Linked DNA regions of Homo sapiens: region 2 is linked to region 1. A link is a loop called in an ENCODE intact Hi-C map of the cell type or tissue named here. Cell type or tissue: A673. All regions are shown on one strand.

What was found. Peaks named below come from ENCODE experiments on the same cell type or tissue, not always from the same donor. Only the 100,000 strongest peaks of a DNase experiment are listed, where the experiment ranks them.
Region 2: it touches region 1 in a loop (2.2-fold over the local background); 2 of 110 quality-filtered maps call a loop at or near these places.

Annotation. Positions count from the first base shown.
Region 1 is chr12:19,627,487-19,635,486 of GRCh38, forward strand. The region is part of intron 3 of LOC101928387 (a long non-coding RNA gene); the gene reads left to right. Among named protein-coding and RNA genes, the nearest start is that of AEBP2, 190 kb to the left of the region's middle. RefSeq lists an enhancer at 718-1,218. In A673, no CTCF peak of the experiment used is centred here; DNase peaks (open chromatin) are centred at 3,255, 3,885, 5,365 and 5,735; H3K27ac peaks cover 7,000 bases.
Region 2 is chr12:19,270,799-19,278,798 of GRCh38, forward strand. It overlaps PLEKHA5 (pleckstrin homology domain containing A5), which reads left to right. Exons shown (of 32, transcript NM_001256470.2): 11 at 3,718-4,185. LOC124902892 (a long non-coding RNA gene) reads right to left here. Exons shown (of 3, transcript XR_007063235.1): 1 at 7,999-8,000; 2 at 5,768-5,944; 3 at 4,886-4,967. Among named protein-coding and RNA genes, the nearest start is that of PLEKHA5, 150 kb to the left of the region's middle. In A673, no CTCF peak of the experiment used is centred here; DNase peaks (open chromatin) are centred at 2,863 and 3,223; H3K4me3 peaks cover 274 bases.

The DNA.
Region 1 (8,000 bases):
TCTGCTTGCTCGTAGTAAGTTGACCGTTCTGCTTCAGTGCAGCTGCATCAGACCAATCTGTTTCAACTTTTATGTACAGTTGTGAGTTGTTTTTCAGTTGCCATGCCCCCTGCTCCCAGTTGAAGGTCATATAATCTGAGCATGCCCAGAGAAACCAGCGTGTAACCACTAGTAGAACCTGAGCGCTCAGACCGAGGAGTGGGGACTGTATTAAGAAGTGGACATCGTCTGGCAGGAGCCCTGGTGCCACCCCATGGCAGGATCCAGTCCCTTATGCCTACTGCCATCACCTCACCGTAAGATCCAATCAGATCACACCTCATTGCCCTCTGTCTATAAAACTTGCCCCAGCCCTCAGCTCAGGGAGACAGATTTGAGCATTTCCTCTTGTCTCCTTGCTAGTCAACACACAATAAATCTTTCTCTTTGCAAAAGCCTGGTGCTTTGATGTTTGACTTTCCATTACTGTAGGCAAATGAACTCAGTTTGGTTCTGCGACATTAATTTGCATACACTCAGTCCCAATTTAGTATTTAAAAATGTCCAGTTTATTCTGGGTGTGGTGGCTCATGCCTATAATCCCAGCACTTTGGGAGGCAGAGGTGGGAGGATTGCTTTAGACCCAGAGTTCAAGACCAGCTTGGACAACGTAGTGAGACCCCTGTCTTTGCAAAAAATAAAAAAATTATCTGGGCATGGTTGCATGTGCCTGTGGTCTCAGCTGAGGTGGGAGGATCACCTGAGCTGAGGAGTTCGAGGCTGCAGTGAGCAGAAATCATGCCACTGCACTCCAACTTGGGCGATAGAGTGAAACCCTGTTTCAGAAAACAAACAAATGAACAAACAAAAAACAAATAAAAATGTCGAGTTTAATATATTAATTAACACTTAAATCTTCATTCAAAGATAAGACCACTCCCCCTCCACCTTCCAGCAGGGGTTCTTAAGAGTTCCTTCCCCAACCTTAGATGGTCTGGAGCATGTGCGAGGGAGCCAGGAGTCTCTGAAGGGGAGGCCTAGGCGAGTTCTTCTGTGGCTCTCCATTCTTCTCTTCCACTCTCTAGATGCCATTTTGACCCCAGGAGATGGTGAGTGCTTTCTGTGCCTGGATGGCGTCACCCTCTCCAGGCTTGACAGATGTTTAAAGCTGTCTTTCTTCCTTGTGACACTTTTGTGAGCCCAGCGAGTGCCCATGCATTTCACGTGGTAGCCTGTAGATGAGGATGATGCCTCCCCTCTGGCTTGCTGATGCCCCTCTGCTGCTGGTCCTCACAGCACAGCATTCCTTACAGACTTACCCTGTTGGAAGCACCTTGTCCTCCTAGGTGGTCCCCTTGGTTGGGAATTAAAATGGCTCCAAGTCCACCTTCTCTGGCCCTTGGTCCCCAGGGATCCCCAGGAGACCTGTACACATCTTCACCTTGGCAAACTCCGGGCATGTAGGCCCCTCCTATTCGGGTGCAACAGCCTCTGTCCTGCTGCTACCGGCTGCGTTATTTCCCGAGACACAAGTTGGACACACATCTCCGGTGGCTCACAAGACATTTCCTACCCTCTGAGTGGTCCCTTGGAAGCCCCACATTGAGCTTGAGGTGAAGATGGAAGTACCTCACAGGGTGAACAGGGTTCCAAATAAGTCTCATTACAGATTTTCTATTTCTCCACCTCAATCCTTCTATATTCCAGAGGCAAAGACTTCTAAGGGTGGAGAAGAGAAGGGCAGGGCCAAGAGTTTGGGAACCAGTTTTTGGACCTGCATTTGTAAATTTTGGCTATGGTCACATGGCACCTCTCTTTGAAGTTTTACAATTGTTATTTCTTGGGATATCTATGAAAATGTTAATGTTAATGTCCTATTAAGTGTGTAACAATCTGGCTGTGTGCAGTATAAAAAGCTGGCTTGGAATATGTTGGGGAAAGGGAGGAATGGCATGGGTAGTTAACATAATAAAATCATTGAGAATTCATAATGTGTTAGGTGCTGTTCTAAGCATGTTGTAAAGAATAACGATCTAAATGGTCATAACTCTGTGAGTTGATAGGAATATTCCCTCCCCTGCTTTTTTATAGATTAGGAGAGAGGTACAGAGGAGATAGTTAGCTTGCCCAAGATGGCAGAGCTGAATAGCATAGCTGGGATTCCAGTCTGGGCAGTCTGACCCTACAGAATGGACTAAATTGCTATGTATCATTGGCTGCCAGAAATTATGCTAAGTGCTTTACATAGATTCTCTCACTGACGTGCTTTTAATAACTCTATGAGGTATATGTTACTATAGTCTGTATTTTATATGAAGAAACAATCTCAGGGAGGTTAATTAATTTGCTGAAGGTCATCTAATCAATGAGTGGTGGGGCTGGAATACTAATCCAGGTGGAATTGATTCCCGAGGTTTGCTGGTCGCTGCTGCAATACTGGTTTCCTCACAGAGAATGAAGATGTGCGACTTTTCCAGGAAAATGCAAAGGTGCAGACTCTGCATCCAGACCCCCTGAGGTTCAAGTCATGACCCCTCACTTCCCAGCTGGGGGGCATTGGTGTCTGGCTCCAGAATGTCCTCTTAATTGCTCTGCTATGTAGAGCTCCTACTCCGTGCCTCAGTCAACTTCACCTGTAAACTGACCATAATAATTGTATGACAGTGTAGGGTCATTATGAAGATAAAATGAGTTAATATGGGTAAAATGCTTAGAAGAATGTTTAGTGCATAATAAATGCTCTATAAATGTTAACTGTTATTGTTACACTAATTCAAGATGGAATCAGAACATTTTGCTGGGTGCAGTGCCTCAAACATGTAATCCCAGAACTTTGGGAGGACCACTTGAGCACAGGAATTTGAGACAAGCCTGGGCAACATAGTGAGACACTCTCTACAAAACAAACAAACAAACAAAAAAATTAGCCAGAGGTGGTGGCATGTGCCTGTAGTCCTAGCTACTTGGAAGGATGAAGCCAGAGAAGAGCTTGAGCCTGGGAGATCCAGGCTGTAGTGAGCAGTGATTATGCCGCTGCACTCCAGCCTGCACAACAGAGTAAGATCCTATCAAAAAAAAAAAAAAAAAGAGAAAATTTTACTGTTACCGTGTGTCTGTTCCTAGACTATTAGTACATAGAAAGTACAAATTTAGGTTGTGGAAATTATGCTTTGTTCCTCAATGTTCCCAGGGACTAAGAACTTCCATACAGAAGCAAATTGGCTCTCTGTCAAGGTGGTAATAATTATTAGGTTTCTTTTACTGTTTGCTTATCCTGTCACCTGAATACACCCATAAGCAATTACATAGGAATCAAGAACTGCAGTTTTTCTTGTAAAGAGCAAATTTGAATAGTCAGATATCTTGCTCTGATCAAAAGCTTGGCTGAGAAAAAATGATGTTTATGAACAGGATAGAGTCTTCCCCTAATTTATTCCTTCCTTCCTTCCTTCCTTCCTTCCTTCCTTCCTTCCTTCCTTCCTTCCTTCCTTCCTTCCTCCTTCCCTCCCTCTCTCTCTTTCTCTCTTTCTTTTTTTCTCTCTTTCTCTCTTTCCTCTCTCTCTCTCTCTCTCTCTGCCTTTCTTTCTTTTTTTTTTTTTGACAGAATCTTGCTCTGTTACCCAGGCTGGAGTGCAATGGCGAGATCTCGGCTCACTGCAACCTCCGCCTCCTTGGTTCGAGTGATTCCCTACCTCAGCCTCCTGAGTACAGGTACCTGCCACTACGCCCAGCTAATTTTTTGTATTTTTTACTAGAGACAGGGTTTCACCATATTGGTCAGGCTGGTCTTGAACTCCTGACCTCAGGCTGCCTTGGCCTCCCAAAGTGTTGAGATTGCAGGCATGAGCCACTGCACCCGGCCCCCTAATTTCATCATATGGATCCAATCTGTTCTTTTGACTTAGATGGATTCATTTACTCAGGGGCAGACTATTGAGTGCACAATTCTAGATACTGGGGATACATCCAGGAACAAACAAAACAGACAAAACCACCTGCCATCAGGGAGCGTATGTTGCAGTGGGTGAGAGAGACAATGAACAAATATGTGAAATATATAGTAAGTCAGAAGGAAATAAAGGAATAGTGAAAGATAGGAAAAGAGGGGAAATGCTAGGGGGTTTGCAATTTTGAATAGAGTAGTGTTGGCCCAAAAGGAAGAAGCTGAGGCCCAAATGATAATTTAAATAGTCTACTAGACCCAAAGTGAGGACAGTTGCCCAGAAGGCTCAGAGCCACATAACCTTGGACATGAGCTTCCTTTGGCCTTTGTTACAAGTAAGTTTCTAAAGGCAAAAAGGGGACAGGGAGCGTATCAGCGGACAACTGATACAAAGTTTTTTGTCAGATATTTTCACTGGTTTACAGAAATAATATTGATTTGTGATTGGCTATCCATGGTTAAGCTATAGGGTGGGTTATAAGTGTCTGGTGTGGCATTATTAGGCTAATTTACATCTACTGTGGCAACAACAAGCAGTTTCAAGAGATGAATACACAGCTCAAAGTGGGGAGTAGAGTGTGATTGCTGTCTGATTTTAATGTCTTTCTGGGCTTGAGAGAGAGATATATATAAATATAATATTATAATAATATAATCATATTATAGTATATATAATATGTTATATATTTTTATAGTATATATAATATATATTTATATAATATATTATTATAATGATATACAATATATTATATAAATATATATTATAATGACATATATATTATATGTGATATATATAATATATATCACATATATAATATATAAATATAATATATATTATATAATATATAATGTATAATATAATATATTATTATATAATATATAATAATATAATAATATACAATATAATATTATTATATATAATAATATATAATATAATATTATAATATATAATAATATATAATATAATATTATATTATATATAACAATATATAATATATTATTGTATTATATATAACAATATATATTATTGTATTATATATAACAATATATATTATTATATTATATATAATTATATATACATAATATATAATATAATATATTATATATAATATAGAATATAATAATATATAATATATAATATAATTATATATAATATATAATTATATAATATACAATAATATATTATAGTATATTATATATAATATATAATATAATATTATATAGTATATACAATAATATATAATATTATTATATTATAATAATAATATAGCTGTTGCTGGGGGAGGGATGCTATCCTTGCACAGGGCAAATGGTTGATGATGATGCCATTCATTTATATTGCACTTTGCAGTTTAGGAAGGTCTTTACAAATCTACATGGCAGGGCCGTGTCTTATTCATCACTGCTTCCCCAGTGCCTAGCAGACATCCTGTGCTCCCTGAGTGTTGAACATTCATTTTCTCATTTCTTCTCCTACAACAAACCTATAGGACAGTCAGGCAAGAAATCTTTATTTCCATTTAATATTTATTTCATTTAGGATCATTAGGAGTGAAATCACAGAGCCGCCTGCTAAGTGGTGAAGCTACTGGACTTTTAAGTCCTGTGGGTCTTTCCCTTCTATCTTGGAAGGTATTAAGAAGCCCAGTCCTTTCCTACAGAATGATTGGCAGATAATTAACTTTTTGGTGGTGCCGTTTATTTGAGAGGTAAACGAAACCAGTAGTGCCTCATGCCTAGAATTTGAAGGCCAAATTAAATTTTCTCCTATCGTGTGTGGCTAGAGAAAATAAGAAATCCTGTTAAAGTATAAACTCAGGCATGAAACTGTTGCTCTGAATCTTGTTATCATTTAACATTGAACAAAGCGAACCAGAACAAGACATGCAAAGGCCTTTTACATGCTGCTTAAAGTTACACACCCAGGAAATCATATGCACATGTCTATGTGCACATACATTGAATTGCAAGTTCAGTGGCTTTAAATCTTCTTTCCATATGCAGAATTTTTATAAGCAGCAAATGCTACAGATGTGACTTTGGGGTTTAATGAAAAAATTTGTATGGATAACATATGTTTCCTTTATAGAAAACAATCTCAGCCTGTTGAAATTGCCTGAGTTTTCAAGTGATCGTGGAATAATTTGATTTGACTCTTAAGTCTTAGTTTCCTTCCCATTTTTTTTGGTGTGTCATGGTTCCTGGGAGAGTCTTATTTTTAATTCTGGAGTCCTGTTCTAAATAAGAAAAAGGAATACTTCTTTATTTGTAGTTGATTCTATGTAAATATGTCTTTGACAAATGTGAAAATGTTTTAGGTGCTGGGAGGTACATGGTATATGTAAAATTGTAACTTCATGTTCTTTGCTTCAACTTTGGGGGACAGATTTAATTAGCAGCCTAACTGAGTTTCTTTAGCCTAATTGAGTTTCTCTGCTCTTGGAAGAGCATGCGTTAGGGAAATTATCTTAGAATAAGTTAGAAGCGAGCCTGCAATTTTCTTGATCTTGAATGCCCTTTGGGAGAAATGGTATGAGTTAGTATTAAGTTACTCTATTTGAAGATTCATCATCTTTCAAACACACACCTTAAAGAGGCCATACATTTCTCATAGAACTTACTACAGGGTCTGATTTTATATTTTAGTCTCATCTTGGATATGCCCTAAACTCTGCAATATGTCTCCTGTAGCTTTTCTAAAGGATCAGCAGTTTGAGATTTCTAAGGAAACCAAATTAATTTTGGCAGAAATAGTTAAAGCCATGGTGAGAATGGGGTTCAAGACACTCTACCCCAAAATATGGTACCTTGCGATATTGAATATTTTAAACTGAGGGTCTTGGAGAAAATGGCAGAAGTAGGAAGGTCACTCTGATCTCCTCCCATTCTGCTCTTACCTTTCTCCCATGGAGCAGGTTATAAAACCCAGGAAGGATTTTCTGATGTTCCTCTGAAGCAGGTCATAAGCCCCTCATGGGAGAGGTATCTTCTCTATACCTGGAGAAAAGGAGCATTCTTATTTCCAAAGGCACAGGGTCACAAGAGAGGAATCTGCATGAACAGGCCTTGTTTACTTATGCTATGGAGCAAATGGGCTCACTGCCTGATGCATACAGAAGTGAAGAACTATGGCACCAGTTTTTGAGAAAAGAAGGCCTTTATTGTAAGACCAGTCAGCAAAGGAGGCAGGAGGGGGCTCAAATCTGCCTCTCTAATTTGAGGTCTGGGGCAAGTTTTAAAGAATCAGAGGGCAAGGGAAAGGATTGAAGAGTGTTGGCTGAGCGGGGTCTGATTGGAGGCCTTCACATTTCACCATTTACAGTAAGATATGTTACGGCAGATTTTAGCCCTGGATCTTCGGGGCCAACAGACCTCTTGCTTCTGAAAGAGCTATGTGTTTAGGTTCTGGTCATGTTCTAGAACTTCTTGGTTCTGAGGGGAGGGAATCATTGGTTCCGGGTGTGTTAGAGGTAAAAGCTTTTTCTATTGCACATGCCCGTGCTACAGAATTTGTAGTTTTTGGCTCTGTTATACCCAAAAGGTAACTTGACAATTTGTTATCAACAGAATAGGCCCAGTTTGGGCTGGTTTCATGGTTACACTTACACCCTTTACCCTATCACATTATTCTACCATGACTCTCCATTTTTCTTCAAAAACCTACTATAAAAAGCACTCAGATTTAACTGTTTCTTTGGGTCTTCGTTTCCTCATGAAGGGTCTCATGACACATAAAACTTATATTAAAAGCATTTGTATGCTTTTCTCTTGTTAGTCTTTCTTTTGTTAGAGGGTCCCCAGCCATGAATGTAGAAGGGTAGGTAGGGGAGAAAAAGTGATATTCTTTCTTCCCCCATTGCAAGGTTCATGGCTGACACCACCACAACAAAAGATGGACTAACAAGATAAAAGCATGGCACATTTAAAAAATACTAGTTTTACATGACCTGGGAGTCTTCAGAAATGAAGACCCAGAGACCCAGGGAAAACTGTGTTTTTGTGCTTAGGTTCAATGAGCAGTGGACACTTGTGTAGAAGAATGACTGGATAAAAAAGGGGGTATGATTTAATGTTAATA
Region 2 (8,000 bases), 360 kb before region 1:
TCCCTCTTCTTTTTTTTCCCTCTTCTCAGGAAATTAGGGATTGTTACAGTATACATCTAGTCCTTTGTTTTTCTTATTCTAGTGTGCATTTTAATAAAGTCTTGGCTTTTTGGCTAAAAGACTTAGGTTGATGCTGTGTATTTGTGCTATTTTTGTAAATATCAAGTCTAAATCAAGTTACCCAATCACTAGTAATTAGAGCTGGGGAAAAACTGAAAAGAAAAGAGGGTCTAGGATATAGCTCTAGGACATCTATTTTTAAGAAAAACCACTTTTGCCACATGCATATTGCAGGATGAGAGCAGATAGAAGGAAAATCTGTTTTTGGAATTGCATGTGTAAAAATTACCTGAGTAGCATAAAGATGAGGTGGTTAGCACTGATAACGAGAGAAAATGTGTAGGTGAAGAGAATTCATTTAAAATCTTCAGGCTGAGCATGGTGGCTCACACCTGTAATTCTAGCACTTTGGGAGGTTGAGGGATCACTTGAGCCCAGGATTTTGAGATCAGCCTGGGCAACATGATGAAACACCATCTGTACCAAAAATACAAAAATTAGCTGGGCGTAGTACCACACTCTTGTAGTCCCTGCTACTCAGGAGGCTGAAGCATGAGGATCACTTGAATCAGGAGGTTGAGGCTGCTGTGAGCTGTGACTGTGCCACTGCACTCCAGCCTAGACAACGGAGTGAGACCCTGTCAAAAAAAAATAAAAATAAAACTTCAATACTTTTAACTTCAAAGCAAAATTTTTAGGAAATTGTTTAGAATACAGAAATCTGTATAATAATTAAAATATTTATGTCCAAATAATTTCAATATTGTATATTATACTTTTCTCAGAATTTCAGCATGTTTCTACTTTATTTTATTAAATTTACCACTCTAAAAACTGATAATTACTCGTAATTTGGGATGATAAAGATGGCAATTATTTGGCTTGGCTTTTGGCAACCTGATAGTTCACTAGTTAGGTGCTTATACAGTTTTCAGCCGTCTTTGTTAGTGTAATCTACTCAGACAAGATTTATTAATACCACCTGCGTGCCCAGCTTAGAGTCCGTTATCCTGTAGAAATTATGTGTTTTCTTCTACTCCTAGTTGTTGGCATTTTTATCCCACTCTATTAGATTTAGTCATTCAAAGTGAAAGTAAGTATAGAGAGATTTTGTTTGCTTGGTTTTAAGCTAATGCACTCATTTTGCTGTATGGCTCAAATACTTAAAATATTTATCAGAGCTTATCACTGTAATACAACATCCAGTTTTTAACTTGAGAGTTCATTCTCCCTAACTTTATAAAGTATTTCACCTGTTCACGATAATGTCATAGTCTCCTAGTGTGCAGATCATTGATGGCCCAAAGAAAAAAAAATCTAAGTATAATATGGATTCTCTGAATAATTTTCATCTCTAAGCCCATTATTTTCATTTTATATATCTCAGTGTATTTTCTGCAATAACTTAAATGTCACTTTTTAAAATTAGATCACAAGTTTTATATTATTTATGGTACCTTAGCATACTTTTCTGAGTCAGCTTTGTTCCATTTAGAGAAAAGTCATCATATGTGTCTTTTTGACTACTTTTTCAATGATAAATCTTGGGGAAAAAGAAAAAAAACCCACCACAGTTTTAATTTAAAATAATAGCTTTAGGCTGAGCACGGTGGCTCACGCTTGTAACCCCAATAATGTAGGAGGCCAAGGTGGGAGGATTGCTTGAGCCCAGGAGTTCAAGACCAACCTAGGTGACCAGTGAGACCCCGTCTCTAAAAAAATTTAAAAATTAGCTAGGTGTGGTGGCGTGTACCTATAGTCCCGGCTGCTCGGGAGGCTGAGAGGGAAGGATCACTTGAGCCCAGAAAGTTGAGGTTGCAGAGAGCCAAGATCACGTCACTGCACTCCCCCCTGGGTTATACGGCAAGAGACCTTATCTCAAATAATAATGATAATAATCATGATGACAGTAATAATAATAGCTTTAGATAGACTACAGTAAATATGTTTTAAAAATCTTTTCAGTTATTTTATGTTTAATGTTAAAATTCCTACCCTCCCAAATAGCAAGGGATACATATGCTTTTAGTGTAAATGTTCTATGCCTTCTTTGTTGTTCTTGTTTTGAGATGGAGTCTCGCTCTGTCGCCCAGGCTGGAGTGCAGTGGCACGATCTCAGCTCACTCCAAACTCTGCCTCTCAGGTTCAAGCAATTCTCCTGCCTCAGCCTCCCGAGTAGGTGGGATTACAGATGTCCTCCACCAAGCCAGCTAATTTTTTTTTTATTTTTCGTAGAGACGGGGTCTCACCATTTTGGCCCGGCTGGTCTCAAACACCTGATCTTAGGTGATCCACCCACCCTGGCCTCCCAAAGTGCTGGGATTACAGGCATCAGTGGCCACACCTGGCCAACTTTTATTTTTCAAGAGAAAGAAGCACATAGTCTATCTTAGTAAATTTTCCCAATGTCTAATGTTGCCTCCAATCTAGAAGCCATGGTTTATATTTAACCTAAATATATGGATGGTTCATAACTTTACTCCAAGAAAAATAGTCACCTTTTTTTTTTAATTTTTTTTCCTTGGTGACCATATTCCAAAGCTTCTAGATATCTTCATCTATAGTTGATTACAGATATATGTATATAGATCTACATCCTTTCCACACGTCATAAACATTGGCAGCATTACCACACCTAGTTTCTGATAGAAGCATTTTTATTTATTGGAATATGGAGGGTTGGCTGGCTCCTGAGAGGCCTCCTAGAGTGGCATGATCTTGGCAGTTTCGTGCAGGTTCACACACTCAGCTTGATCTTTTCAGAGTCTGGAAGTGATTAGGCTCAGGGAAAGACCTAGATATGGCAACTAGAATAGTGAGCAAGTACAACTGTCGAGTGACCTAGACACATGCTGTTAACGAGCTCATTCTTTCAGTGGCCAGGTGGACATGGGATGCCAGATTCTAACCCAAGATTGCTTGATGTGTTGGAATTATAATGGTAAAATAAGGTCTGTGCCAGCCACTCATTAACTCATCTGATTCTCACAAGAACCCTCTGATCTTGGTGGCACAATCATACCCATTTACCAAAGAGGAAGCATAGGCACTTTAAGTGTTCTGTACTTTGCCTGAAGACTCAGCTAGTAAGAACAGAGTTGCAAGCTGGACATGTGCAGTCAGACTCCAAGAGCTCTAAAATCATACTGAGTTCCTCTTGAATACAAACAAAAGGAGTTAATTATATGGTTCAGATCTTTGATAGCATCAGACTATGATTTCCTGTTGCAGCCATTTCCACAACCAGACTCATGTTTGTCTCATGAGTCAACAAGCAGCTAACCTTGGCTGGGAGCCATGTGGCTCCTTTCAAGGGACTATCTACTGTGGTCCTTTAAGTGTAGACTTTGTGGTTTAACTGTCATAAGGCAATCTTAATTTGCTTTATTTTCAGATTCCTAATGGTGGGAGCACACATCACTTTTTACGCTCTAGTTCTTTATGTTTTCTTTTTCCCCCTTTCTGTTTATACATTCTGGTGTTGTGCTTGAATGTTAATATCACAGCATTGGGTATTTGTGTAGACTTGTCCACTGTGACCCTTTCCAGTCCCCTGGCCCCCACCCCCGTAAAGTATAATTTTTCCTAGATTGAATCCCAGAAGTAATATGTACATTATTTCATCTGATTTACTATGATTTTCTTCTCTGATTTCAGAGTGGACAAGATTACATCTGAAAATGCACCAACTAAAGAAACCAATAACATTCCCAACCATAGAGTGCTAATTAAACCAGAGATCCAAAACAATCAAAAAAACAAGGAAATGAGCAAAATTGAAGAAAAAAAGGCATTAGAAGCTGAAAAATATGGATTTCAGAAGGATGGTCAAGATAGACCCTTAACAAAAATTAATAGTGTAAAGCTGAATTCTCTGCCATCTGAATATGAGAGTGGGTCAGCATGCCCTGCTCAGACTGTGCACTACAGACCAATCAACTTGAGCAGTTCAGAGAACAAAATAGTCAATGTTAGCCTGGCAGATCTTAGAGGTGGAAATCGCCCCAATACAGGGCCCTTATACACAGAGGCCGATCGAGTCATACAGAGAACAAATTCAATGCAGCAGTTGGAACAGTGGATTAAAATCCAGAAGGGGAGGGGTCATGAAGAAGAAACCAGGGGGTAAGTGTCTGTCTTGTCATTATGAACCCAGGTTTCTTTGATGCTGTGTTGGTGGAGATTGGTTTCTGAGCTACTGATTAAAATATTGGTTTAAATTGTGTTTTAGCTGTTATAGCTTCATTACTACGTCTTTTGTTTATAATGATCAGATATAAGTATTTATTCTCTGTCTCTTATGTTCTGTCACCCAACTTTGCTAATGGCAAGGAGTCATCCTTCCTGGCCAAGCACAAGGAAAGGCTTGGGTTACAGGCAGAGATCGAGTTTATTTGGGAGAGGGAGGGAGCAAGCCCTGTCCTCCCAACCCACCCCTGTCTTGTCCCCTGCCATTATCACCTCTTCTCTGACTGTCCTCCATTACCAGTTTCTGCAGGTTGGTACAATGCAAGGATCTCCTGAGACAAGTAATATGGAGGCAGCAAAGGCCTACTGCTCTCTAATTCCCAGTCTTATTCTTGGGCTTTCTTTAAATCAGAATGCACATAACTATTAAATTCAAGGCCAGGCGCAGTTTTTCGGCTTGTAATCCCAGCACTTTGGGAGGCCAAAGCAGGAGAATCGTTTGATGCCAGGAGTTTGAGACCAGCCTGGGCAACCTAGCAAGACCCTATCTCTGTAAAAAATTCTTAAAAATTAGCCAAGCATAGTGGTGCATACCTGTAGTACCTACTACTTGGGGGAAGTTGAAGTGGGAGGATTGCTTGAGCCCAGGAGTTGGGAGCTGCAGTGAGCTATGACTGTGCCAGTGCACTCCAGCGTGGCAGCACAGTGAGAACCCAACTCTAAAAAAAAAAATGTAAATATATTTATATGAGCATTTATTCATTTTTGCATGCACCTTTTCTTAATATATTTATTTTGCAACTACTATATGCTAATTGTGGGACCGCAAAGTAAAATAATGAAAAGATACAGTCCAGATACTCACAGAGATAATTCTCTAGTAGAGGAGACAATTGAATAAGTAGATGCAATTTAGTGTGACAAATACAATGAAGGCAGACCAGGGTGCTGTAGGAACACATTTCGGGACAACAGCACAATCTTAAGGATTCAGAGTCTAGGAAAACCTTTGTAGAGGAAGCAAAACACAAGCAGTGATACGAAGAATAACATGCATATTATGGCTTAGATATGCAAAGCGCCAGGCTTGGTAGAGAACAGAAGAATCAAAAGAAATCCAGTATGACTTGATTGTAACTGGGGAATCAATGAGTGAAGAACAGGCTAGAGACATAAGCTAGGAGAGAGAGATTCAGATTGGTGTCTCAGAAATCTGGATAATAAATTGGAGAAAGTTCAAAAGTTACTTAAGTGATTGAAGTGAGAAGAGGATGAGGATGTATTCGGGATATAATTGACAAGTCTAGTTGATTGCTTTGATGTGCTTGATTGCAAACTCGTCTTGCTCAAGATTAAGTTTGGTGCCGGGCAAGGTGGCTTGAGTCTGTAATCCCAGCACTTCGGGAGGCCAAGGCGGGCAGTTCAGTTGAGGCCAGGAGTTCGAGACCAGCCTGGCCAAGATGGTGAAACCCCATGTCTACTAAAAATACAAAGATTAGCCAGACATTTTAGTGCTCACCTGTAATCTCAGCTACTGGGGAGGCTGAGGCAGGAGAATCTCTTGAACCCGGGAGGCAGAGGTTGCAGTGAGCCAGGATCGTGCCACTGCACTCCAATCTGGAAGTTTCTTGAAGGAAATCAAAAATGACACCCTGCCTTTTAGGCCTGGGCAACTAGGGTGATTTGGTGCCTTTTACTGCAAAGAAAAGATTTGGGAAAAGAGAAGATAGTGGTTGGATGGGTTATGTGAGGTAATACATATGTTAATTAGCTTGGTTTAGCCATTCCACAATATACATATTTCAAAACATGTTGTTCACCATAAATATATATAATCTTATTTGTCAATTTTCTTTAAAAAGGAAACTGGCAGATGCTCAAATTTACCAGTAATCAGGGAATTGCACATTAAAGAAACAATTAGGCATTATTTTTCACTTACCAGATTGACCAAAATCATAAATAAAAGAATTAAGGCATAGATGAATAAAAATTAGATTACTTAATGTTGGATGGAATGACAGACATGAATAAGCTTATATATTACTAGCAGGAAAATAAATTAATACAATGTGATTAGACAGAAAAGAAGCAGGAAGCAGGTCTGGGGGGAAAAAAATGAAAGGATGTTTGGAAGTACTTGGGAAAGTAATCACTTTCAGAAAAATTATAAAAATCCAAATCAGAAGATTGGTGCGTCTCTGCTCACCAAGTTAAATCTTACTTCAAAGAAGAATCACTTTTCCCCGAAAATCATACTTTCTTAAGTTTAAAAGTGTATAGAGAGAGTCAACAGATATCTGGAAATTAGAGGATTTTTAAAAATTGTGAAGTATAAATACTAGTTTTAGGTTCCTTTATGAGTGTAATTAATATCAGTAAAGTCTTTCAGTGACTTCTTCCTTTTGGACATACACCAACAGCTTCTGAAGGCTGGTTTTAGGTTATTTTGAGCTAAGATTTTCTCTGGGTTCCTCCTACATTTTTGGGTTAACTGTTATGCCAGTTTTTATAAATACTGTTATTTAGATGTTCTTTTGAAATGGCTTGAGTCCACTTTGGATCATAAGAAAATATCATCTACATTATGATATAAACTTCATCATAAAAATAGTTGTAGTGTTTTATAATGAAATGATTTTTTATTGGTGGAATGAAACAATTGTAATTCAATATATAAATCATTTTTTAAAAAGCTTTATGAAAGTCTTCTATTATTAAAGTTCTGATAGAAAGAAAAAGGTTTAATATTTAGTCAAAATAGTAGATCCCTGCATCTGTGAACAAAGCTTTAAAGTTTCATTCTGAGTGGCAGGCACTGTTAAGATGCATGGTCCTTAAGCCATTGTTCTGCATGGCAGAATCACAGGGAAAGGGCTTTTATGGTGCTTGACAGGCAGCTGCTGGCCAATGGGGCACTAAATCTGATGTAGGAGCTTAGAGTGTTCATTTCTTAAGCTTTCAGTTAAAAGTAAATCACACTTTGCTTAATTTGAATTTCTTTGGGGAAAAAAGTCACTAAAGGGAATTGTAGTTTTGAAAAACAGGTCTCAAAGTGCTAGAAATATATGGGATAAAAATAAATTTGCTTGATAATAATTTAATTTTTAATTAAAATTCCCCAAATGTGGTTCCAAAGATGACAGAAGAGCCTTTTAATGTCATTAATTAGGCAAGCTTACTAAAAATATATATATCCTGCTGTTAATGATCATATGATAGTTGACAGTTCAGGTTCAATATACGTCTCTACAACAGGGTCCAACCCAAACATTATGAATACTTCAGAGCACTTGACAAAAGTGTTTTAGTGTAATTATATTTTTGAACTATAATTTAGATATTAGTTTATAAGCAACTTTGGGTGTGTTTTAGATTGATAATGTATGTCCCCTTCCTTACATGTTTCTATGATATAGCTCAGTGCTTAATCTCTAGCTTTTTGCATATTAAGCCTCCTGTAGTATTTCTTCAATTTATGAATGACCAAACAAACCAAGGTGTGTCAGAGTAAATTGCTTTAGTACTAGGGCAGTCTCTTTGATGGAGTCAGCTTTCCCTAGCTGACATATTTGCACATAGTCATGGGATTGCCAGCTCTGGATGTTTTCCAGTTTCTGGCTTTCGTGTGATAGGAGACGGTGAAGATGGGGAGGAAGACCAAGCAGAAACAAAATAGGAAATACCCATGGAGGGAAAGCCTCAAGGAATTGAACTCTTTATACTGGTTATATAAGAGCAATTGGGTACCT